2 separate regions of the Homo sapiens genome follow, and region 2 is linked to region 1. A link is a loop called in an ENCODE intact Hi-C map of the cell type or tissue named here. Cell type or tissue: ovary. All regions are shown on one strand. Each heading gives the region's core, and the rest is flanking DNA. Links, peaks and the distances in the headings are about the cores only.

Evidence for each region. A loop is a pair of places that touch in the nucleus more often than their neighbours do. Peaks named below come from ENCODE experiments on the same cell type or tissue, not always from the same donor. Only the 100,000 strongest peaks of a DNase experiment are listed, where the experiment ranks them.
Region 2: it touches region 1 in a loop (2.5-fold over the local background); 3 of 110 quality-filtered maps call a loop at or near these places.

Annotation. Positions count from the first base shown.
Region 1 is chr10:15,786,629-15,798,646 of GRCh38, reverse strand. MINDY3 (MINDY lysine 48 deubiquitinase 3) reads left to right here. Exons shown (of 15, transcript NM_024948.4): 11 at 2,475-2,547; 12 at 9,328-9,400; 13 at 11,999-12,018. It overlaps LOC124902383 (a long non-coding RNA gene), which reads right to left. Exons shown (of 4, transcript XR_007062071.1): 2 at 1,348-1,492. Among named protein-coding and RNA genes, the nearest start is that of MINDY3, 68 kb to the left of the region's middle. In ovary, for the core only: no CTCF peak of the experiment used is centred there; a DNase peak (open chromatin) is centred at 6,366; H3K27ac peaks cover 3,333 bases.
Region 2 is chr10:15,739,142-15,751,159 of GRCh38, reverse strand. All of the region lies in intron 1 of LOC124902383 (a long non-coding RNA gene), which reads right to left. Among named protein-coding and RNA genes, the nearest start is that of ITGA8, 25 kb to the right of the region's middle. In ovary, for the core only: no CTCF peak of the experiment used is centred there; no DNase peak of the experiment used is centred there.

The sequences.
Region 1 (12,018 bases), core at 2,419-10,418:
CACCACACCCAGCTATTTTTTGTATTTGTAGTAGAGATGGGGTTTCACCATGTTGGCCAGTCTGGTCTCTAACTAAGTCCTGACCTCGTTATCTGCCCACCTTGGCCTCCCAAAGTCCTGGGATTACAGGCGTGACACACCGTGCCCAACCACTAGCAGAGTATTTAAAAAAAAAAAAAAAACACTTGGCACTTAGAGACAAGGCATCAGGTAGTTTACTTTAAATTCTTTTTACACTCCTGAACTGTCAGCTCCTTAATGCCAGAGAATCTGATCTAAACCTTCTATGGCTAAAATCTGGAATTCTACTTGCTTCCCTCTACTATGTAAACAGCGATAATTTCCCAAACTTTACTTTGTAGCAATATTGAAGTAACGCTTCAGTTACATTTCTACTACCTTTCCCCCAAAAAGATTTAACCCAGAAAAAAGTAACCTGATACTCCCTTTTCTTCTGTTTAGATCATAGTTTTAAATAATACTTAGAAATTACCAGCAGTATCTTAAAACTCATTTCAGAACTTTTCCTCATTCATTGGTGACCGCAAAAAAAGGTTGAGAATGTAACAGATGGCGAATAGAAAGAATAACTGTATCCTGATTTTGTGCCCCTGTAAGTTCCCCTCTGCATAAAATTTGAATCTGTAACCATGTACCTTCTCAGCCAGAATTTCAAAGGTTATGGTGTTCATCTATAAATTTCAACAGTCTAACGGAGACAATTGAAAAAGAAAAATGTGTTAGAAATAGTTAAGGGAGCTAAAGCTTATACTAGAATAAATGTAGAAATCTGCAACTAAGGTTTGGGAGTGATAAAGGGAACTGAGGAATAATAATAACCCACATGTCAGCAATTGCTCCCTAAATCTGAGAGCCAACACTGCAGTCCTAGCTTTGGCATAAGAGTTAATTATAGAGCTAAGGCTGTATTGGTAATGTATCAGAAAAAGGAAAGAGGGTTTTAAGAAATACTGTTCAGGTTAAATAAACCTTTCTTTGACCCAGCCATCCCACTCTGGTGACCTGCTGTGCAAATATAACTGCACGTTTATGATGTTACATGTTCAGGTTTATTTGATTCAGCATTTTTTGTAATAGCAGAAGACTAGATACAATTCAAGGGTCCAGCAATAAAGGACTAGATCATAAAATCAAAAAGGCATTGAAAGTTAAGCCAAATGAAAACATGTCACTTGGGCGTATACATTATCAGCAAAATAATGTTGGAAATGCAGTGAAGGGTGAGCCTAAGAAGTTTCTAGCAAGGGATGGTAAATGAGAGACAACTGTGCATTACAAAATTTTACAAATGTTAAAAAATGTCAAGTGGTTTTTAAGTTGCTTTACCTTTTACTGTAATACATGAAAAACTTGTAAGGGCTTGCACAGGTTGCCTTGTTTTAGTTCCCATTCCTGTTTTTTATAAATAAGGTTTTCAGGAATCGAGTCCTCATGGCTCAGTTAGAACTCCTCTGATTCTTAGTTTCTTCACCTGTGAACAGAGTAAAGGTGAGATATTAGAACAACAGTTAAGAAGTACATTTCTTGCAAAAATTGTGTTCACAGGGGAACAGCAGTTTAGATGTTAACATTTGTACCCCATAAAAAGGATTCAAGGTAGTAGGAAGGGATACTTGGAAACTTACCCTCTGATGACGTTTGTCTGAGTAAACACCATTATAGGCAAAGACAATTATAGGTAAAAGCTAACCAGAGGTAAACAACAGGAGCCTACATTTTAGATTCATGTGTGTCAAGTAGAATTTCATAATGGCTTAGATATGTGGGGTAAATGTAAAGAATCAAAGAGAACACAATTTTTGTGCTTAGAATCCTGATAAATGTTTTCTGTGATAAATTAGTCATGGTAGAGAATTTGTTTTATGGGGGAAAGAAATTTCTGTCCTCTAGGGTGTTTCCTTTGAGTTCAGAAAAATTAAAATTCTGGACATGTAGAAGTTGATTGAGCTTTGACTAGGTTACTAAATTAAAATTTTTAATGCATTGCTATCTCATTGTATCATTATTTGCTATAATAAATCTCTGGATTTTATTTTCGAATATTTGAAAACTGGAGTATATTTTATTTCTTCTTACCTGAACAAAAAAATGTGGAAAAAATGGTTTGGGTTTTGTTTTTGTGTTTGTTTTGTTTTTTGTTTTTTTTTTTCATGCTACATTTTTATAGTAACTACCTGTATTAGACGTTTTTCCCCAGTGTTTTAAGTATTTATGTAAAACTCCACATGTATTATTCACAACACTTTTCTGTGGTTAAGCTTTTATTGCCACTTTTCAGACGTAAAATAAATGGCCTGGAGAGTTTATGACCTATCTCGTTACACATCTATGATACAAATGTAACTCAAAGTCTTCTGACTCCAATGTCATTATGTCTGCCTACCCTAGTATCTGTTTTCTTTTTAATGTCATAATACTGTAGCTGGTTGACAACATGCTTCTTATCTTTTCAGGATATGGCTTTAGTTGCCCCTGAAGCTCCTTCAGAACAAGCCAGAAGAGTTTTTCAAACCTACGACCCAGAAGGTAAAAGATTTTAACATCATCTCTGTGTTTTATGTCTTCATATGTTTGAAATACATTGATAGCGACCTGATTTTATTCAAAAGATATATTGGATTATTTAATGAAATGTAAGTTGTGTTTCTTGAACATTTTAAAAGGAAAGTAGTGAAAATGGGAACAAATGAAATAGCACACAAGTCCTTGTTGAGTTGGGTTTCTGTGTTTCTTGGAGTACTGAAGGTGTAGTTGACCCCTCTGATTAATCTTGACCCCAAACAGGGAAAAATACCACCTTTTGAACAAACTGTTTGAAAAGTAAATCATTTTCTTCTTTACTTATCCAAACGAATATTAAATAAACAGATCTTCCAGGATATTTCTGTATAATTGACCTCCCAGGATAAAGAAGCAGAGGAAGATCATCTGAATCATTCACTTTGGAGCCTATGCTTAGCTATTCTACCTAACAAAGTATAGTTTTTAGAAGTTCACATATATATCATTAAAATGTCTACTGAGTCATTGTCACTGAGGTTGTTTTGATCACTTTTGTGTTTACATATTTAGGTAACGGTTAAGACTTTATTATAGCTAACTCACTGACCTTTCAAGTATAACTTCAAAACTAAGTTGTCATACTTCAGAGTTCCCTTACGAAGTACCGTGTAGAAATGGAAGTTGCTGTATCCGTGAAGTCCTTGTAGATATCTGAATGGATTCAGTTATCTTTACTTTCTTCTGTCTTGAAACTTTGTACACTTAGTGATCTGCTCTTTTCCTCTCTGAAAATCCATGTCATGCAAATTCTAAGAATATATCTTCTCTTACCACTTACTAGCAGATAACTTTAGGCTAGTTACTTTTAGGTCTACTGTTTTCTTAGGTATCAGTCTTAGAACAACTGTAACTAGTTCTTAGAGGCGTTATGAATATTAAATGAATAATGTGGAAAGCACCTTGCCCAGTGGTACAAGCAGTTGTCCAAGGTAATAGTCATATTCTTAACCCAGTATAACTATGAACATTCCAAAACCAAACACATGGCTTTCATGTAATCGTTATGTGTTGTGTTGTGTTTTGTTTTACTAGTGAAGATTTTGGAACCACAGTTGAAACGGAGTGAATGACTTTCTTGAGAAAAGAAACATAAAAGGAAAGGATCAGAAAATCTTAGGAGATAATAACTATTAAAGAATAAAGGCATGAAAAAATGCCTTCAGAGCAGACATAGGAGCCCTAAACTTTAGAAGGCTGATGTTGTAAGGCTGAAAAAATTTCATCAATGCTGCAAAGATACTGAAATTAAGGTTGTTAAAGTAGGAGACAGTTGTCATAAGTAGTAGCTTTGTTTGCTTTTAGTAATCACTAATGAGGTAGCAGGCTTGTACTATTTATTTTCTTTTACAGTGTACCAAGGAAAATGAGAATTTCTCATATTACCAATACTAAAACATAATTTATAATCAGTGCAATTTTTCAGAATTGAGTTGTGAGAGATGCATATGAAAATTTGTTGTATTTCTTTTAGACAAAGAAAATTACTAAATGCTTTTAATCTACAGAGTTACATGTGACAGCTTATCATGACTATAAACTGAATTATTAAAGCAAGCAAAACTTATTCAGATAGCTTAGAAAGTATGCCTCTATATATGACTTAGGAAGAAGATAAAATCCACTTTTCATCTAAATATCACACTGTTCGTGGTTTAGCTATGTGTATAGTCAGCTCTAAGAAGGATTAAAAGTAGATTAATTTTTCAGTTTTTTTTCTTTTCACTTACAAACTAATCTGCTAATTTAATTTTCTTTCCCCAAATGATATGCTTTTGTTTCAGGATGTAAGCAAATCATGCGTTCTCAGAACACTTAGTATGCAGAAAGTTCTTACAAGCATTTACATACAGTTTCCATTTAGCAGAGGCTGGTATAGGGACAGTTATCCTGTGTCACCCTCCTCAGAATGCTTTTAGAATAACTGACCTAGAAGGACACTGAAGGTACCCAGGAGTATTTTTATATCTTTATCTCACTTTTAGCTCCCACCCCTGGTTGATAAACCCAGCTCTCTGACAGGTAGGTGGATTTGCAGTCACGCTGTTAACACTGTGCTGTGGGTATATTCCTAATTAAATAGGCGTGTACAGGCCAGTCACCATTTATAGCATTGCCTCTATGAGACCACATCTTCCATAGTGTAAACAAGTGATTTAGTACTGATCGTTTGGAGCATAAACCTGGTATGAAATTGGGGATCTATCTAAGAATGATGTGTGGCATTTGCGTGGAATGTTACGATTTCTGAAGCACTTTACCTCCATGACCTCATTAAAACCTTGCCACAAACCTAGGAGATAGGCAGGGATCATCATCCTTGTTTTTGTTCTTTGGAGAACAACCTTTTGATGGTTTGAGTCACTTCTCCAGAGCCACATACCTAAATGTGAGAACCAAGACTAGATTTTAAGTGTTTCAGCAATCTTTCCCCTTCTCTCTACTACCAGTATCTTTCTTGAAAGGCTAAAGTCATAAAAAGGTACTTTTTAACCTTTCTAAATTTAAGTTTACTTTGAACTGTTAATTTAATGGAGTAAGGATTTGATATTCTCGCTTCTAGTTGAGCAATTTCTGCCCATTTCAGAATCTTGAGGATCTTAGGAGCCCAGTACTTATTTTGATATCAAGCATACTTATAAAACAAGGTCAAAAATATAGTTTTTAACTGTTAATTTCTCATTTGAATAGTAACAAAATTGTACTTTCTGTGGGACCTTGATGTATCACCTCTAGATAATTGGCTCAGTTTAATCTCAGATTCAGAAAGGGGAGACTAGCACACTTACTCAGCTTAAAGAGAAGCAGTTATCAGGTCTATTCAAAGTGTTCCACATGAGCTTTGGAGAAAGTCCACAGTGTTTATTTTTGTGTGTCTTTTTTGTGGAAGAAAATGTTTGGATATGTGCTTCGTATTCAGGTACATGTTTTATAGGAATTATTGTAAAATGATTGATAAAGATATATTAATATGATCAAAGATACTGGACAACAACAATTCTCTAGTGCCTCTGGATACCAGGAAAATGGCTCCATCCGTTACGCCTCACTAGCTGTGTGATGTTGGACGAGTTCCTACCTCAGTTTTTCATCTGTAAAATGGACTTAAGAGTAACTTTATATGATTAGTCAGCACTCAATACATTAACCATGGTGTTGTTTTTTTAAAAAATGTGTGGCACAGAGCTTATTCCATAACCTCCAAAGACATCAAGGTCTACATAGGTAGTGTCTGAACTGCTAATCACAGGTTTTCACATTATACATAATGAATTTTGTTTTCTTCTTTCTCCTTTATCCCCTCCCCCTTGTACAATTATATGTCAGGAAGCAACACCATTTCTTTTAAATCTGAAGCTGTTTGTTTTGTTAAGTTGCTAAAATATGTTGACAGCCATATTTTGTCTGATTTCAGTGTACTGCATTTTTTTAATCTTTAAGAATAATTGGACTATTGTAGGTAGAGCTTAATATACACCACTCCCTAGGCATTCTCTAGAATTGCCTTGTCTTTTCTGTTCCTTTTAAATAAATGCTCCTCCCTGTGCCCTTGCTGTGGCCTCCCGTCACTGTTAGCACTGTTTCTGTCAGGCATCCCCAGCTAACAGTTTTCTGTATAGTGCCACCATATTTTGTACCTTTTCCATCCCATAATAAAAGTGAATTTGCAGTACAAGCTATAAATGAGCTACTTATTTATGAGCTTGTATCATTAAAAGTAACAAATGTTAACGAGCAGCTATGAGTCAACCACTGTGCTAGGCCCTGGGGATCTGGACTCCCTGCCCTCCAGAACTCATTGCCCACTGGGGAGCCAGAAGTAATGCCAAAGAGGTCTGGAAAAGCTCAGCTCTGGTGTGTGACTTGGCCTTGGGGAAAAGGTCACTTGCTTTTTCAATAGGAATATAGACCTACAATTTAATAAATACTAAGGCTTTATTAAATTCTATTTTTTTTTTAATTCCCAAGAAACTGTAGTCTCCCTCTCCCACAGTGTATGGAAAATGTTAGTCTCAAGTACAGTGGGCTTCACAGTTTCCTTATAAGCTGTTTGTTGCACAACTCTGAGAAACCTTTTTCCAGCTTCTCTGTTAGTTTTGAGTATCCAACATTTGGCTTCTCTTCCTGCAGTGTCCAGTTTAGCTAGTATCTCTGTTAAAATTGAGACCTGCTAGGCTCTCCTGTTTATTTCTTAATCTTTCAGGACAGAAATCCTGATTGTTTTATATTTCCTTTGAAAGCCCAACTCAGGTTTCCTCCCAGTTATGAAATAGTTATCTTATCCAGGAAATTACATGCCTCACTTTCACTGTCCTTCATCAGCGCTCCTTTGCATTGAGTTATTCCTCCCCACAATCTCTAAGGACTTGACACTTTTAGCAATCTGGATATTCAACTGGTAAAAATCTTTTAAAATTTTAAACCAACAGCTTTTTTCCTCCTTTCAGCCACAATCCAACAGCATTACAGTATGTACATGCTAGCCGTTTCCCATCCTGGCTGCTCTGCCCTCTTTTGCTTGCCCTGCCTCATAGTCCCCATTCTTTTGTGTTGATATCTATGTAGTTAATTTACCAGTGTATGCAAGTTCTATTTTTTTCTTTTAGTTCTTCATAGATCTGCTTGACTAATCAAATGGTATTCTCTGAGATTTCCTTTGCTGTTGACTTTGAGGTTGTCTTTTCATCTTTGTGCCTCTGTTTCCTTATTCTCTAGGGAGTCAGTTGGTGAAATGTCAGATGACCTAGGTTTCATCTGTTTTTACACTTAATGATTCTGGCCTTTTTCTAAGGAATTTTTTGTAGGTATGGTTAACATGTCAAAGTAAGTCTTCTACAAAGGAAAATAATTTTGAAATCTCTTCTAATCTTGAGTATATTAAAAGTTTTGAATTATTGAGAAAATTCTATTACATCTTTAGTTTTAAAATACTAAATGTACAAAATGTAGAGTTACTGACCGGGTACAGTTATGGTTACACTTCAGAATATCTGTGCTTATGAGTTGTAAATCTCATAGCTACCTTAAAAATGTTTAAGCTTGAGGTTAATCATATATAAGCATGTTGTTAAGAAGGTCACATTGTTGTTTTTGTTGTCATTTGCCAATTAGCTCTTGGTTGGGGTGGGAACTGAGTTGCAGGTTATGGTTTCTGCGGAAAGGCTGCCAGCCATGACAAAGTACATGCTGTCAGTGCTCCTGAAAAACGGTGTACAGACTGAGCATCCCTCACCCGAAAGGTTGATCCTCCAAAATTTTGAGTGCCAATATGACACCGTGGAGCATTTCAGATTTTGGACCAGATCAGGGATGTTCAGCCATTATATATTTGCAAATATTCATAAACCAGAAAAAATTTGAAATCTAAAACATTTCTAGACCCAGGCATTTTGGATGAGGGAGACTCCACCTGTAATATCAAATGGATATAGCCTATAAACACAGAAACCTAATTGTTCCTGTCTGTTGGTGGCCACATAAAGCCTGTTTCACATTCGGAGACGCTGAGCCTTTAGCTATGACTTAACTTAAGCAAAATCAGTGATCAGACTCATCAAAGCTAAGCCCACAGAGCCAGAGCTTGAATGTTTTCACAAGTGCCTTCAACCAAGGTCGTCTTTATTCTCAGTACCTCAAATTATTGGTAACTTAACAAACTGGAATTACTCTAAACCCTTCACTTAAAAAATTGCACATTTTTAATTATTCTAGATGACTCATAACCTTTTAGTCAAGGCCAATCTGTCTTCAAATGGGTAAACAGCTCCTTATGAGGTTTAAGAATAGAAAAGAGGTTTAAGAATAGAAAAGACCTTTCTACAATCATAACTTCATTCCTTTCTGATAGAGATAGTGTACAATTCCACACCCTGAAAGAGCAACTGCACACTTTATTCTGTAGTTTGATTATAGGAGCAGGGCTTTTGGACATCTTGTTCTCCATGGCAAGATTTTTTTTTTAATCATCTAATCCCTGAAGGACATTGGAAGCTGATTTAAAGCTGAGACAATCTTCAGGAATGAGTAAATGGATAGGGAAAATTGGGCACTGTACATTTAAGGAATAAACAACTTTTGTTTAAAACCACTCTCATTTCAAACTACCCCACAAGGACTTTGTGTGTGTCATGGTCTGTTGCATCATCAGAGTTTGGACCATTTTCCATAAAGTAGTCATCATCAGCATTAGTTTGACTCTTCATTTCAGGGCTGTTTTTTTTAAACCTACAGCTTTCATTTAAATCACCAAGTCTGTTTTAGAATACCTTTGCTGTTAATCTGTCAGTTGTCTAAGTATCAGTGGATCACTGACATTCCTTCAAGAAACTAAATAACATTGTGACAAAGGGAATTTGTTGGTAAAGAATTATTTTAATTGAATTGTTAAATGCAAATGTAAAGGTTTACTTTGTTTATTGAAAGATAAACCTAAGATTTTAAGTAGAAAAATATTTTACCCACTTAACGCTGTAACACTGTTTAAAGATCAAGTAATTTGACTTTAAGCTTTCGTCGGAGTTCTCAAGTTAAAAAATATTTTTAAGTATTTGCCGATGTTTCCAAGAAAACAAATAGAAGAGGGTCTCTAATAGCAATAGGCACTATGCCTAAAATAAACTTAAGGAATAGTATGTTAACTCTTTGTATTTTTTATGCGATTTTTTTTTCCTGGAACCTGATCAGCATTAATAGCATTTCTTGAAGTAAATTCTTATTTCAAGTTGTTTCTGATTTTTTCCCCCCTAGATAATGGATTCATACCCGATTCACTTCTGGAAGATGTGATGAAAGCATTGGACCTTGTTTCAGATCCTGAATAGTAAGCTAAATAGGAAGTGTTATTTAGCCAACTCAAAAAGATTCGATTAAGTTTAAGACATATTGTACATTTTTTGCCTTTTTAAAAATCTATATCTGCATATATGAAGCATAGCAATCTATGTAAGGCAAAGATTAAGAAATCGAACTAATCCAATATTATAGCAGACTTGACATACTTAAATTGAGTTTCCTTTCCCACCCAGCAATTACTGTCCTGCTTTTTAAAAAATGCTAAAAGTGTCTTTCTATAAACTTTAAAAAGTTTCTCTGCAAACACTTCCCCACGTCTTAAAATTTTATGTGACATTAGTATCTTCAGTAAAGTAATGACGGTTCTGTGTAGATGGTGCTAGTTGCCCTGCTTAAATAACCAGCAGGCCTCTGACTTTCCCTCTTAAATAAAGATGATCAAAGATATCTAACATTTCTAAATGATTAAATTAACTGACCTGAAACTTTTAGGGATGGCTGCAATATATTATGGCATATCGTTTTTCAGTATTTTCTTAGGATCCTGTCATTGTCTTCATTCTCACTGTTATGTTTTATGCATTGTTACATCTACAACTTCCTCTGTAGATTAAGATCTTTAGTTATTATCCATGAAAAAATAACTCTTCTTAAGTGGATACATGTATTGATCAAATATGGGAATAAAAGTTAAGATAGGACCTTTACTCCTTTTTTCAGCATAGTTTTTCCTTCTGCAAGTTTTTCTAAGAATGCAAAAACTTGAGCTTATCAAACATAATGAAAGAGTTCAGCAAAAGCAACAGGAAACATTGGTAGACACCGTTTTTAGAATTTGGTCTTGTTCCGTTTTTAGATGAGTTCAGTCATACTTTCTTTGAAAGTATGCAATACACATAAACTAGCCACATCTGAATTAATGTGTCTCAAGCTTACTACTCAGAGCTGTGATTTCATCCATTCTCAATAGTTAGAAATATTAATAAATGAATAATTGTTTTCAATTTAAAGAGAAATTCAGAGTGTTGAACTAGTCCAACAAATGGTATGATAGTAATTACTATACTTCTTCTAACTTTATTTCCAAGTAGAGACCATGTTGTTTACACTGCTCTAATTTACAAAAGAGAATTAACTCAAGTAATTTTTGTTACTGACCAGCCTAAGACAAGGAAGAGAAAGAAGAAAGTTTTTTTTTTTCCAAATTCTTCCATAGCTATATATCATCTACCTAATTTTCCTTGTTTTATCAGATGGAAAACGTACCTTGAATCATGAAGTTAGTACAATTGATTCAATCAGGTTGTTTTTCTTGAAGTAGTTGAAAGATTGGACTGAAGTATTCACTCTACTTTGGCCTATTTACAACTGTAATACAGAATGGCCCATGAAATAACTGGGCCATCCTAAGGATTAAATGAATTAAACACAAATGACCCTGCCTTCATTTGTTTCATCATAACTTCCCGGCCTTACTCAGACTCATTAAAATGCCATATCCTTTGTACAGTATACTATACAAGAATGATAGCCACAGGCCCACAAAAGTATCTCACAGGGCCAATACTAGACGTCAGGTAGGAGGTCTGTGAGGCAGCCTGACCCAGGTGTTTCCGGGAGAGATGGCTATGTCAGCGCAGATGCAGCTTTCATAAACCTTAAAACATAGCTTACCCTCACAAGAATAGCTTTAACTCCTTTTGTGAAAGGCACACCTGGTAACTGACCCAGACCGAAGAGGCAAACTGAAAGGAGAGAAGTTGCCCCTGAGGAAGGTGGTTGACTAGAACCACCTGAAATCCCCAAACACAACACTTTGCATGTTGTGTAGTAAGGTAGATTTAACTTGGCCTTTATAGTTTGAGATAGCAAGGAAAATAAAACTTTTCTGAAGACTATTTTCATTTTTAAACCCATTAAACTGCAGTCTGCCTTCTTCTGCCTTCTTCTTCCTTCTTTCTAGTCACACATAACACCACCTGTCACCAGCCTTGGTACACCTGCATTGTAAGGGCTGGTATGCACTTTAGGCTGCTGCTGGACCAATACAGTATATATCAGTCACTGTCATTCATGACGCATTAGCTCTTTGAGAATTAATGTAGCTCTTTAACCTTCAAATTACATTGTCTATGAATTTTAAGCTGCTATCTCATTTAGTTTTTAAAAGTAAGCTTTTTAAGAGATGTTTTCTATTATCTGATGTACCACTGCCTTTTGACCCTGTATTTTAAGCCCAAGGAGAAAAAGAAAAACATTTTGTTAGTTAAATGCCTCATTTGTTAAATTCAGGCATACCTATGAAGCAAAGAGAATTTGCCTTTGGGAAGTTACAAGCTTGAGTTTATAAACCTTGGTTTTTAAATTACTTTACCTAATAAGGAACAATATTCCAAAGTCATCACAATTTAAATTTTAAATAGTAACAGATTACTCTAGTTTAAAAATAACCAAGTTTGGCAAATTAGATGTCATTCCTGTGTATTTGTCATTAAGGTTCTAAAAAGAACAGCTCTTAGTGTTTTTGGCAGCCGAATGTGTTGTAGTACCAGTAATTTAATCATGAAAGAAAAGCAGCTTTTTTTTTTCCTCTGGTATCCACTGTTTTTCTTCTTTCTCCCCGTAGTATAAATCTCATGAAGAATA
Region 2 (12,018 bases), core at 1,551-9,550, 47 kb after region 1:
TTCCAGTGACTGTATTTTTGAATGCTTCCACATGAGCCCCAGAATGTCTCAGTTGTGAAAAGAAATAATGTATTGGCCTGGGCGCTGTGGCTCACGCCTGTAATCCCAGCACTTAGGGAGGCTGAGGCGGGCGGATCACCTGAGGTCAGGAGTTCGAGACCAGCCTGACCAACATGGCGAAACCCTGTCTCTACTAAAAATACAAAATTAGCTGGGCGTGGTGGTGCCCACCTGTAATCCCAGCAACTCTGGAGGCTAAGGCAGGAGAATCGCTTGAACCCGGGAAGTGGAGCTTGCAGTGAGCCGAGATCGCGCCACTGCACTCCAGCCTGGACAACAAGACCGAAACTCCATCTCAAAAAAAAAAAAAAACAAAAACAAACAACAAACAAAACACACACACACAAAACTATTTATTTTTCAACACCAAAAGAAAAAAATATAAGACAGGCTCTCATAACCTAGCTCTGTCTTAGAGCTAAGCTACACACACACACACACAAGCAGCTGCTGTCCAGAACTTCATGAGAACAGATGTAACTCAGCCCTATTCAGAATCCAGGACCTCTGATTTCAATGGCTCACCTATATTACAAGAGACAACTCAGCCATAATTCCAGATGTATTCAAAATCCCACTTTTTTTTCTTTTGAGATACGGTCTCACTCTGTTGCCCAGGCTGGAGTACAGTAGCACAATCACAGCCCACGGCAGTATGGGGCTTAGGTGATCCTCCTGCCTCAGCCTCCTGAGTAGCTGGGGCCACAGGCAGGCACCACCGTGCTCTGCTAATTTTAGTATTTTTTGTAGAGATGGGATTTTGCCATGTTGCTCAGGCTGCTCTCAAACTCCTGGGCTCAAGCACTTTACCTGCCTCATCCTCCAAAAGTACTGGGATTAGTGGCATGAGCCACCTCACCAGACCAAAATCCCATCTTTTGAATCTAGCACAGCGTTCATTTACCTGTTATTGCCTTGACCTCCTCTAGAGAACTGTCTTTGCTTCTCACTGTTGGCCTCATTATGGAGGCCACATCAAATATCTGTGATCACATTACTGCTATATAAAGTCCTCCTTTCTGTCTTTGCTGGAGACAAAGTGTTTCTTTTCAGCAACTGCAGCAAACCAAAAACAAATTGAGCTTTGGGCTTTATTGCTTTCCAAAACAAAACAAAACAAAACAAAACAAGGGGGAGCACAGTGGCTCACGCCTGTAATCCCAGCACTTTGGGAGGCCAAGGCAGGCAGAACACTTGAGGTCAGGAGTTTGAGACCAGCCCGGCCAACATGGTGAAACCTTGTCTCTACTAAAAATATAAAAGTTAGCAGGGCATGGTGGTGCACGCCTATAATCCCAGCTACTCGGGAGGCTAAAGCAGGTGAATTGCTTGAACCCGGGAGGCGGAGGTTGAGGTGAGCTGGGATGGCACCTCTGCACTCCAGCCTGGGCGACAGAATGAGACTCTGTCTCAAAAAAAAGAAAAGGAAAAAAAAAAAAGCCAAGCCACACACCAGAAAAGCCTCCTCTTCTATTGCCAAAAACGCATCTCCCAAGGTGTCCCTTTTTCTCACTCACTCACTCAGCCTTCAGTCCCCTCCAAATGCAAATGAAAAATAATGCCACTAGGTAGAATATTTTTTAAGATTTCATGCAAAACTTACTTTACACCCACTGTTATCATTTTTATAGAGCTGCCTGATATGGAAAAATCACCTAAAGAAGATACAATCTTCTGATAATAGCACTGCAGGAGAAAGTAAGTCACACAAGTCCCTGAAGATACATACAGGCTGGCAGCAAGCAGAGTTCTCCATGAAATGGTGGTAGAAAGTATGAAGGAAAATAAGCAGTCACATGGATCGATCAGTCCATAAAACCTGTACCCACAGGGACGGGCTGGGGCTCAGGCCAAAGTCAAGAAACCAAGACGGAGCAACGCACGAGTCCGCGAGCATAGCAGTTGATCTCTTGTCAAAAAGACTTACAAACTCAGCTCATTAACTCAGAGCCAGCTTCCAACTTTTCAGAGTTTCTGAGTGTTGGCAGTGGTGGCAAGGTTCTTTTGAAGGTTAGCCAGGCATGGTGGCTCATGCCTGAAAGTCTAGCACTATTGGGAGGTCAAATCAGGAGGATCACTTGAGCCCATGAGTTTGAGACCAGCCTGGGCCATATAGCAGGACCCCATCTCTACTAAAAAAAAAAAAAAAAAATTAGCGGGGCATGGTGTTGCATCATTGTAGTCCCAGCTACTCGGAGGCTAAGGTGGGAGGATTGCTTGAGCCCAGGAGGTTGAGGCTGTAGTGAGCCATGAACATACCACTGCACTCAAGCCTGGGTGACAGAGTGAGACCTTATCTCAAAAAAATAAAAGATCCTTTTGAGGTTCCAGGTACTTAACCTTTCCTCTCTCATTCCTTTCATTCTCAGGTATTTCCTTTCTGTTACATTATGTCGCCATAAGACCCAGCTGCCCCATTGAGTTCCTCACCAACTTTCCTGCCCTCTACCTCCTCCTACGTCCTCTCACACCTGCTACCCTGTCTTCAGAAATGATTACTGGCTCTGCAGTGATTACATTATATTTATTGTATGTATATTTATTGTATGTATATTTATTGTTTTGATCACATTGAATTGATTATGGGTTGTAGAGATATTTCTTATGTACTCTTTACCCTCATCATCAAACAACCTTAGTCTCTAATTACAAACAGCAGCAGCAACTCTCCTTCTCTTCATCCTCCTGTTAACCACGCCTCCTCCAGGCCTGCCACATAGCCCAAGTGAGTGGATGATGAGAATACTTCGAACTGTTTCATTCCCGGCCACAGGGAGTGTCACAGCAGCATAGAGGAAAATCCATTTTCAATTCAGACTGCAAGCAAGCAGCAGCTGCACCCACCAGAGCTGTGTGAAACAACTGCACACAATATGTTCACTGGGCAAAGAGATCCTTCTTGGCCACAGAGAATAAAGCTTGCAAAGAGAACCCAAGCAGAAGTTCATACAGGTAGAGAAAGACAGAAAGAGGCAACGTTCATTTGAAGAGAATATAGCCAGCATTTTGTATAACGTTCATTTGAAGAGAATATAGCCAGCATTTTGCATAACGTTCATTTGAAGAGAATATAGCCAGCATTTTGCATAACACATTGGGAAAAAAATCTTTTCCTAAAAATCAACAGGTAAAGATTCATGACTTATAGGCTGTGGTAAAAGCAATTACATCAGAAAAGACCAGTTCCTTTCTGTGCTTAGTCCTGTGGACTTTGATGGGGGTAAATAAAAGATGTCACAGCACAGCTGGTGCAGAACAAACCCCAGGGCCTGGAAAAAGATTACACGCAAGAGTCTGAGCCCACTCTGGTGAATGCCCTCACAGGTTAACGAATGAGGAAGAACTGAACATGATTACAGCCATCCAGCAGATGCCCCTTATTGCTTTGAGGGGGAGATCTGGAAAAATCTATAGGAAATTGCGTATGGTTCTCATTTGGGATATGAACTCAGTCATTCTCAAGAAATCCTTCCACTGCATTTGTCAGATGCTCTCTCTGATATCCTTTAGCTGTGACCCCACTCAAGTCTCATCTTGAATCGTAGCTCCCATAATTCCCACACGGGAGGGACCCGCTGGGAGATAATGGAACCATAGGGGCAGTTTTCCCCATATTGTTCTCATGGTAGTAAACAAGTCTCATGAGATCTGATGGTTTTATAAGGGGAAACCCCTTTCACTCGGTTCTCATTCCCTCTCTTGCTTTCTGCCATGTAAGATGTGTGTTTTGCCTTCTGCCATGATTGTGAGACCTCCTAGCCATGTGGAACTGTAAGTCCATTAAACCTCTTTTTCTCTAAATTACCCAGTCTCAGGTATGTCTTTATCAGCAGTGTGAAAACAGACTAATACACTCCCCCTCCTGTGAGGCTGAGCAGTCCCTCCCTGTCACTGACTCCCTCTAGAAGCCTCTGATACCCAACCAGCACATCTTACCTAAAATCACAGAAACCCCTGAACCCATCACATTTACCTCTATCTTTGTGTAGAGAAGGCACTAGTGATATGTGTTTGCCTATTTCATAGCATCTATATGTATTGATATTTATTTGATCCCCTATTTGAAGTAAAAGATTACACCAGATACTACGAAGAAACAAAGTTTAGGTAGCACATTGTTGCCATCAGAGAGCTAACAATCTGGTCAGATGAAAGAAGATGAAAAATCGTAAGTTAAAATGATGCAGCAATTAAGAAAGACCTCAGGACTGGTGGTCACAGCTTGGGGAATTGGAGGGAAGACTCCCACGGGGATTAAGTGTTCTTCTGCATTTCCTTCCCTACATTCAGGAAGGGGTATTAATTTTTCTTACTGAGTCCTTGGGGCTAGCCCCCCAACCTACTCAAAAAATTGGAGTATGGGTACTAGGCCTGAGCCATGATGTTCTACTCCAGGAGGCTGGAAAGGATGTTAAGGGAAAAAGTCACTTGACCACTGGAGACCCAGGAAGCAGCATCTTTAAATCAGAACCCAGTAGGACGGCCGATCAGGAATGCAATCCCAGGCTAGGATTGCGGGGAGAGAGAGAAAATACAGATGCGAGGGAGGCCACCAGCTGGAAGCCAAGGAAACCACGGTTAAGTGAAAAGATTTGAACCAGGGGGTGGGCACAGAGACTGGGAACATTCTCCAAGTCAAAGAATATGGCTGCAGTGAGTAGCTTTTATTAAAGATAATTGCACCCTTGGGTTTTAGTAGGATGAATTATACAAGGGGCTCACTGAATTTAGACACCACCTTCCACCAACAGGAGAGGGATTTTGCTTCCCCCAGGCTTATGCAGAGCAGGCCCTAATGTGCCCCAGGACATTTCTGAGGTGGGAGAAGGGTTTCTTCGCCTAGCTGTTTGACCCAGTGGCTGATTTTAATGCCACTATGTTCCCAGAACCTCTTCAAACATGTACATAAGGGTTCAAGGTAGAGAAGGGAGTCTGGAGTCTTGGATGAGCATGAGTAGAATGCTTGGGGTGTAAAGACCTGGAATATAGCATCTGTTGTTTCCTTGGAGAGTCAGAAGTTTTGGTCTTCCAGCAGCTGGCTTGGGCAAAATGTGTGTTGTATCTGGAATCAAGCCCAGACTCACAAATCTCCCCCCAGTCTCCCAGGGCCCAGCACTAGTTACTGAATTCCTTATATGTATATGACGACAGCTTAATATTGACCAGCTGTTGGGGTAACAGTGGTGCCAGAGGTGGTGGAGGACCAGTAGAAGTGGAAGAGTAATGGATTCCAAAGGGAGTGTTCTGGCCAGTGAACTATGGTGTGTCATCACAACTGAATTCTGTTGGGAATACATAGAGCATTTGTCTTTTTTTTAGTAAGAGGTGCTATTCTGGAGTTACCATTTGAGTATGAATTGATCCATTCCATATGGCTAATGGTCTATACACAACAGGCAGTGAACATGTGGAACAAGACTTGGAAGGTCTAGAACAGTCGGCTGTTTGTTCTGACAACGAATCACTGGAGTTAAGACTACAGACAATTGATCTCATCCTAAGTCTACAGAATCAGAATATTCAGGTGTCAAATTATGGCACATGTACATTTTTAAAACTCAAGTGATTCTGAGGCACAGCCAAGGATGTAAGTAAGCCTTCACTGTAGAACAATGCTTTCCAAAATTGAGAGGCAAAATGATGGCTGATTTCTGATATTATGTGGTCCATGAAGCTGAAGCCAAGTCATCTGTGGAAGTGTTTTAGGCTTAGGACATCTGTGGAGGCAGAAGGCCAACTTCATAGACATGGTGGCAGTTGTGAAACAGAGATTAATGGGAGATAAATGTACCCTCGCCATAGGACTAGTGGGCAATGACTTCCACTTCTGTTCAAGATCATTTCACTTTAGGAGGTACAACAGGAGAGAAGGAAAAATGTTAGTCTGTATTCAGGTTATTTCACAAAGAATATTATTTGGATTATTAATATTTCTGTTGGAAGAGAATTGAGTCACAGTGAATATGTTTAAGCTTAGATATTGATAATATTTTAAAATATATAATCAATCATAGATAACCTTGTTCTGGTCACCTTGACCTAGCCAGATACACCCTGTATTCCTAAGTATTTAATTCACTAAGTTAAATGAGGTGGGATCAATAGGATTTGGATCACTACTCTTCTGACTGGATTTTAATAAACAGGCCACTGGCTCATAAAGACTTTCTAACTGAACAAGAAGAGATGCCAGTGAAAGTGAGGTTCTGCTCTGATCGCAATGGGAGTGGAGGGACAGGAGGAGGCGAAGTGGACACCATGAGAAAACTGAGCCCTTTGAAATAGTACCCACTGCAGGGAACATGTTGATGAAGAGACTCAACTTCTTTAGCAGATTTCCCTATAGGGAAAGCAAGGAAAAACTGATATTCCAGCAGCAATCAAGCCAAGCACAAGGGGATTGTTAACATCACGTGCCAGCCACCTACATCCCACCCATGAAAGTATCTTCCTAGGGAGCTTGGGTGGAAGACTGGATCGTAGATAGTCCATTGTTGTCTCCACTTCCTTCTTTTACTACAATTTCCAGTAAGGAGATCACATTTCACTTCAAAGTTCCCAGTGTTGACTGCTCAATTTGATAGAGAAGAAGATGATCCAGGGGTCCAAATTCCTCTGACTAGTCAGTCAGTCCACGGACACGTCCACTAGATGGCAGCATGCTGAAATGTCATGACAGATACAAGGCCACCAAAAGCCTCTTTGGATCACATTTAATGTTTTAAATAGGCCCAGTGGTCAGCGGGTGCAGTGCCATGACGCAGGCCAAGTACCTGGGCTGTGGCCTCCTTGGTTGATACCTAGGGCCACTCTCTCTCCCTGTCATGGTTTAGATGTTTGTACCCTCCAAATCACATGGTGAAATATTATTCCCCTTGTTGGAGGTGGGGCCTGCTGGGAGGTGATTGGACCATGGGGGTGAATCCCTCATGAATGGCTTGGCACCATCCCCTCTTAGTGGTAAGTGAGTTCTTGCCCAATTCACCTGAGATCTGTTTGTTTAGAAGAGTCTGAGGCTCTCTCCTTCTCTTTCTCTTGCTTCCGTTCTCACCATGTGATGTACCTGCTCCCTGTCACCTTCCACCATGATTGGAAGGTTCCTGAGGCCCTCACCAGAAGCAGATGCCAACACCTTGCCTCCTGTACACCCTGAAGAACCATGACCCAAATAAACCTCCCTTATCAATTACCCAGCCTCAGGTATTTCTTTATAACAATGTAACAATTGCCTAACACACTCCCCATCCTCTCCTCTGCACTCTCCACTTCCCATGACTGCCTTCTTATTTCAAGGCAGGGTCGCCACACCTAAGCAATCTATCTGCTATCCAGAGCTACAACATCACAAAGTTTTGGGACCAAAGGACTCCCTGTGAGGGTATCTTGGTGGCCCAGACATCTGTTGACCAAACAATCAGTCTTGGCACTGAGTGGGTGCCCTCGTCAGCCCAGAATACCACTCCAAGCACTGGAGAGTAACCAACAGGCACTGGGACTCAGCAACAGGTGTGTCATCCTTCATCTGGGCTCCAGAGGGATGGCTAAAAGAACTGAGTGCAGATGGGCCCCCAATCTATAGGAGCACTACTCTGGCCAGAATGGTATTCATTCCTTGTGTTGGTAAGAACTGGAAAGACCAATAGTGTCATTTGTAGAAAGCCTTTGTCATCTCCAGGGTATGTTAGTCTAGGGGCCTGAATGAGAATAGAGGAACATGTGTCAGATCTCAAAGCATTGGAGCAAAGTAGAGATTGTATAGGGTGAAGGGAAGTATGGAATCTCACATGGTTAAAACCTCATTCTGATGGGATGTTTGCCTTTAAGTGCTTTGAATCCTGTATCCCATGTTTTTGAAGGAGAAAGCTTGCTTCCTTTGTTTTCACAGAAATTGAATGCAGATATTTCTGGAAAAAGCCTTAGCAATATGATGAATCATATCCACCTTTATGAGTTTCACAGGAGTACACATGAGTGGGAGACAGCCCCTCTTGAAGAATTTGGCAAAAAAGATATTGTTGTGACTCAATGCGGTGTGGTTAAGGTTACAGCTGTCTATTGAAAAGTGATCCCACACAGTCAGTGAAATCAGCAGCAACCGCAGACAGGTCATTGTCCGGCAACTGAGGGAGCCACTTGAAGGGACCTCACCACATCCCAGGGGCTTTGAAATCAGGAGCTCAAGTTTGGTTCTGCTGAGCAAACCAAACCAGCTATTTATAGTACTTATCTGACTTGAAGGAAATTAGACCAGGCATAAAAGAAATGAGGCAGGTAGTGATGGAATAGATCCCCCATCTGCTGTCTCCACAGTACATCACGGCACAGTGATGTACTGTACACCCGGAAATTCTTCAGGGCACGGGATCTGTCCTGGGCTCTGCTGTGTCCTCAGTGCCTGGCACCTAACAACCTGTGCTCAGTAAGCATTTGTTGACTGACTGATGGATTAAATAAAGTCCAAAGCAATCTTCCTCAAAGTATTGATGCATAACCCATTACTGGGTATATACCCAAAGGAACAGAAATCATTCCATTATAAAAACACATGCATGCATATGTTCATTGCAGTGCTATTCACAATAGCAAAGACGTGGAATCCACCTAAATACCCGTCAATGACAGACTGGATAAAGAAAATGTGGCACTTCGGATAGACATTATGGAATACTATGTAGCCATAAAAAGCAATGAGATCATGTCTTTTGCAGAGCTGTTATCCTTAGCAAACTAAAGCAGGAACAGAGAAACAAATACATGTTCTCACTAATAAGTGGGAGCTAAATGATGAGAACACGTGGACACAGAGGGGAACACATGCTGGGGCCTGTTGGAGGATGGGAGGGAGAGGATAAAAAAAAACTAACAGGTACTAGGCTTAATGCCTCGGTGGTGAAATAATATGTATGACAAATCCCCATGACACAAGGTTACCTATGTAACGAACATGCACCTGTACCCCTGAACTAAATATAAAAGTTAAAAATTTTAAAAATACAGTAAAAAAATGAAAAAAAAAGGATTACTGCATCCTCAAGTGGTTGGAAAGGATTGGGGCTTTTTTGGAGTGGTGGGGGAAATTGGAATATTCTCAGGATGACTGACTTTTAAAAATGAATTTATTTGTAAAATGGTCACCAACTGTGTAGTTTTGTTCTTCTTCTGTAACACAAGACTGAGAAACAGCTTATTTAGCACCCATGCAAACGCCAGGGACATCACGGGATAAATACAGCAGAATGAGTGGCACCCAAACTATTCATTTTCAACAGCCCTTTTCCTTCCTTGCTAAGTGACAGAAGGTCCTGGGAGATCCTGCCAGACTGTTTAACCTGCCTGGATTTTAACTCCTGGAGGGTAGAGACTGTGCGTCTCATTCCCAGCACCCAGCATATTGCCTGACACCAACCACAGCATGTTCAGGGGATCCTTGTTGAATGCTCATGCTCTTGGTCTTTCTCGCCAAGCAAAGACATTGGAGCGTGGGGGAATTTAAGGAGGCCTTTGACAAGGCAGAGCTGGTTAACTGAGCAAAGATTACAACAGAATATCAGAAAAAAAAAATCAGAGGAGAATTTAGAGGAGTAGCAGAGGATATTGACAAAGGGAAAAACACCTGACGAGAGTCAGTAAGATAATGATTATGTGGAGGCAGGAAGAAGACAAAAAGCAAGCAAGAGAACCAGACCCACAGTAAGCACTTATGCTACCTGACTATGGAATAGATTATGGCAGATATAAAAAAAAATGGAGGCCAAGACAGTAGGTCTTTAGGGAAATTCAAAGAACAAGGAAGGTAGAGCTCCCAGTCTCAAAGAGCTCACACACCATACTTTTTCATTAACAACACTTGGACATAGTCTCATAGCAAGAAACAATCATTTAATAATCACGGCCGGGCATAGTGGCTCATGCCTGTAATCCCAGCACTTTGGGAGGCCAAGGCAGGTAGATCATTTGAGGTCAGGAGTTCAAGACCAGCCTGGCCAACATGACAAAACTCTGTCTCTATTAAAAATCAAAAAATTAGCTGGGCGTGGTGGTGCGCACCTGTTATCCCAGCTACTCAGGAGGCTGAGGTAGGAGAATGGCTCGAACCTGGGAGGCAGAGGTGGTGGTGAGCCAAGATCGTGCCACTGCACTCCAGCCTGGGTGAGAGAGTAAGACTCTGTCTCAAATAATAATAATAATAATAATAATAATAATAATAATAATAATCAGGAATTATTATCAGCTCTGATAACTTACATGTTCATATACCTTTTAATACCTATAATATGATTATGTATTTATAACCACATTCCCCTTAATAAACTGCAAGATCATGCAATTGAAACCTCACAAGTATCATATTTAAATTTTGCTTTTGTCATCTTAAAACAAATTGAGACATTAGTACTTTCAAATGAGTATGTCCCAAAATCATCATTATGGATGCTGCTGAAAAATCTCTGGCTCTTCTGAAAAACCATCCATCACTCTCTAACTATAAATGCACCTATACTCTCAGTCTTTGTAGAACAGTGAATCTTGGCTTTTCTGGGGATATCAACATTTTGAAGAGCTAATCAAAAGGTAGGTACTCTCTCTCAAGAAAAAAATGTTTATATAATTGATTTCATTCTAAATGTGTTTTGCTGACATACTCAAATTATACAGAAGTGTACTTATGATTTTCATAAAAAAAATTAAGGTGTACTTCGTAAAATAGAAATTGAATTTAGGGGCTGGGCGCGGTGGCTGATGCCTGTAATCCCAGTACTTTGGGACGCCAAGGCGGGCAGATCACCTGAGGTCAGGAGTTCAAGACCAGCCTGGCCAACATGGGGAAACCCCGTGTCTTCTAAAAATACAAAAATTAGCTGGGTGCATGACTGTAATCCCAGCTACTCAGGAGGCTGAGGGAGGAGAATCGCTTGAGTCTGGGAAGCAATGGTTGCAGTGAGCTGAGATAGAGCCATTGCACTCCAACCTGAGTGACAGAGCGAGACTCTGTCTCAAAAAAAAAAAAAAAGGAACTTAAGATGTATAAAAAATAAAACATTCTGCTCATATTTTGATAAGAAGTGGGATTATTCCACTACACAAAACTCTGTGGTCGTCCCCAGAATCAGAATTCTAAAGCTCACTGTGTCAAAAGAGTCCAAGCTCACATTCATTGGACATCCTTTGCAATTCTTTGAGTTGAATACATACTCCATCACTTCCTTTGCCAACGAAGCGACCTGAGGCAAGGTCTGCCTCTTTGATGTTGCCCTTGAAGGTAAGAATCTTTAAAAGGGAGATGAGTCACAAGCGGAGACCTTACAACGTATGCTGTTAGGAGCCACAGACTTTCTCATCCCCTGACTGGCTCACACTCCCATCCCCCTTGGTGCTAGTTCCCTCCACACCTGAATCCTTGTCTGTTTCCACTCATCAACAGCCTCCCCAACACTGCTCTAAGTAAGCTCCTGGGGAACTGCCAAGGAACTCCCAAGCTCAGTGCAGCCGGGACGAACAGCAAGCAAGTGTGAAGTCCAAACCATTTCCCCCCAGAAGCAACCTTGATGCACTGTTTGGGCTTTGGGTTTTACTGTTTTGCTACTGAAACCATTCTGAACAAGCAGGCTGACTTTGTGACCATCCGTGCTTGTTCACATCAGGAGATGTGCTCCAAGTTCCATACAACCCATAAAAGCTGACTTCGGGAGCACAGTCTCTCTAGAGCCTGGGCTGTGCTTGCCTATGATGCTTTTATACTCACAGTCAATGTGAGTTTCATCCTCATTAGTTTTAATAGAGTTCCAGATGTATTTTATTCCTAACGGAATAAATGTATGATTTATGTCTATCCATGTCCCAAATGTCAGATACAGTAGTTAATGTTAAAAGAAATAAAAATGGAAAAAAAAACTTCTATCCATTTCTGTTTTTTATTTATTTTTACCACTCTCAGGCCAACTTATTTTTAGTTTTTTT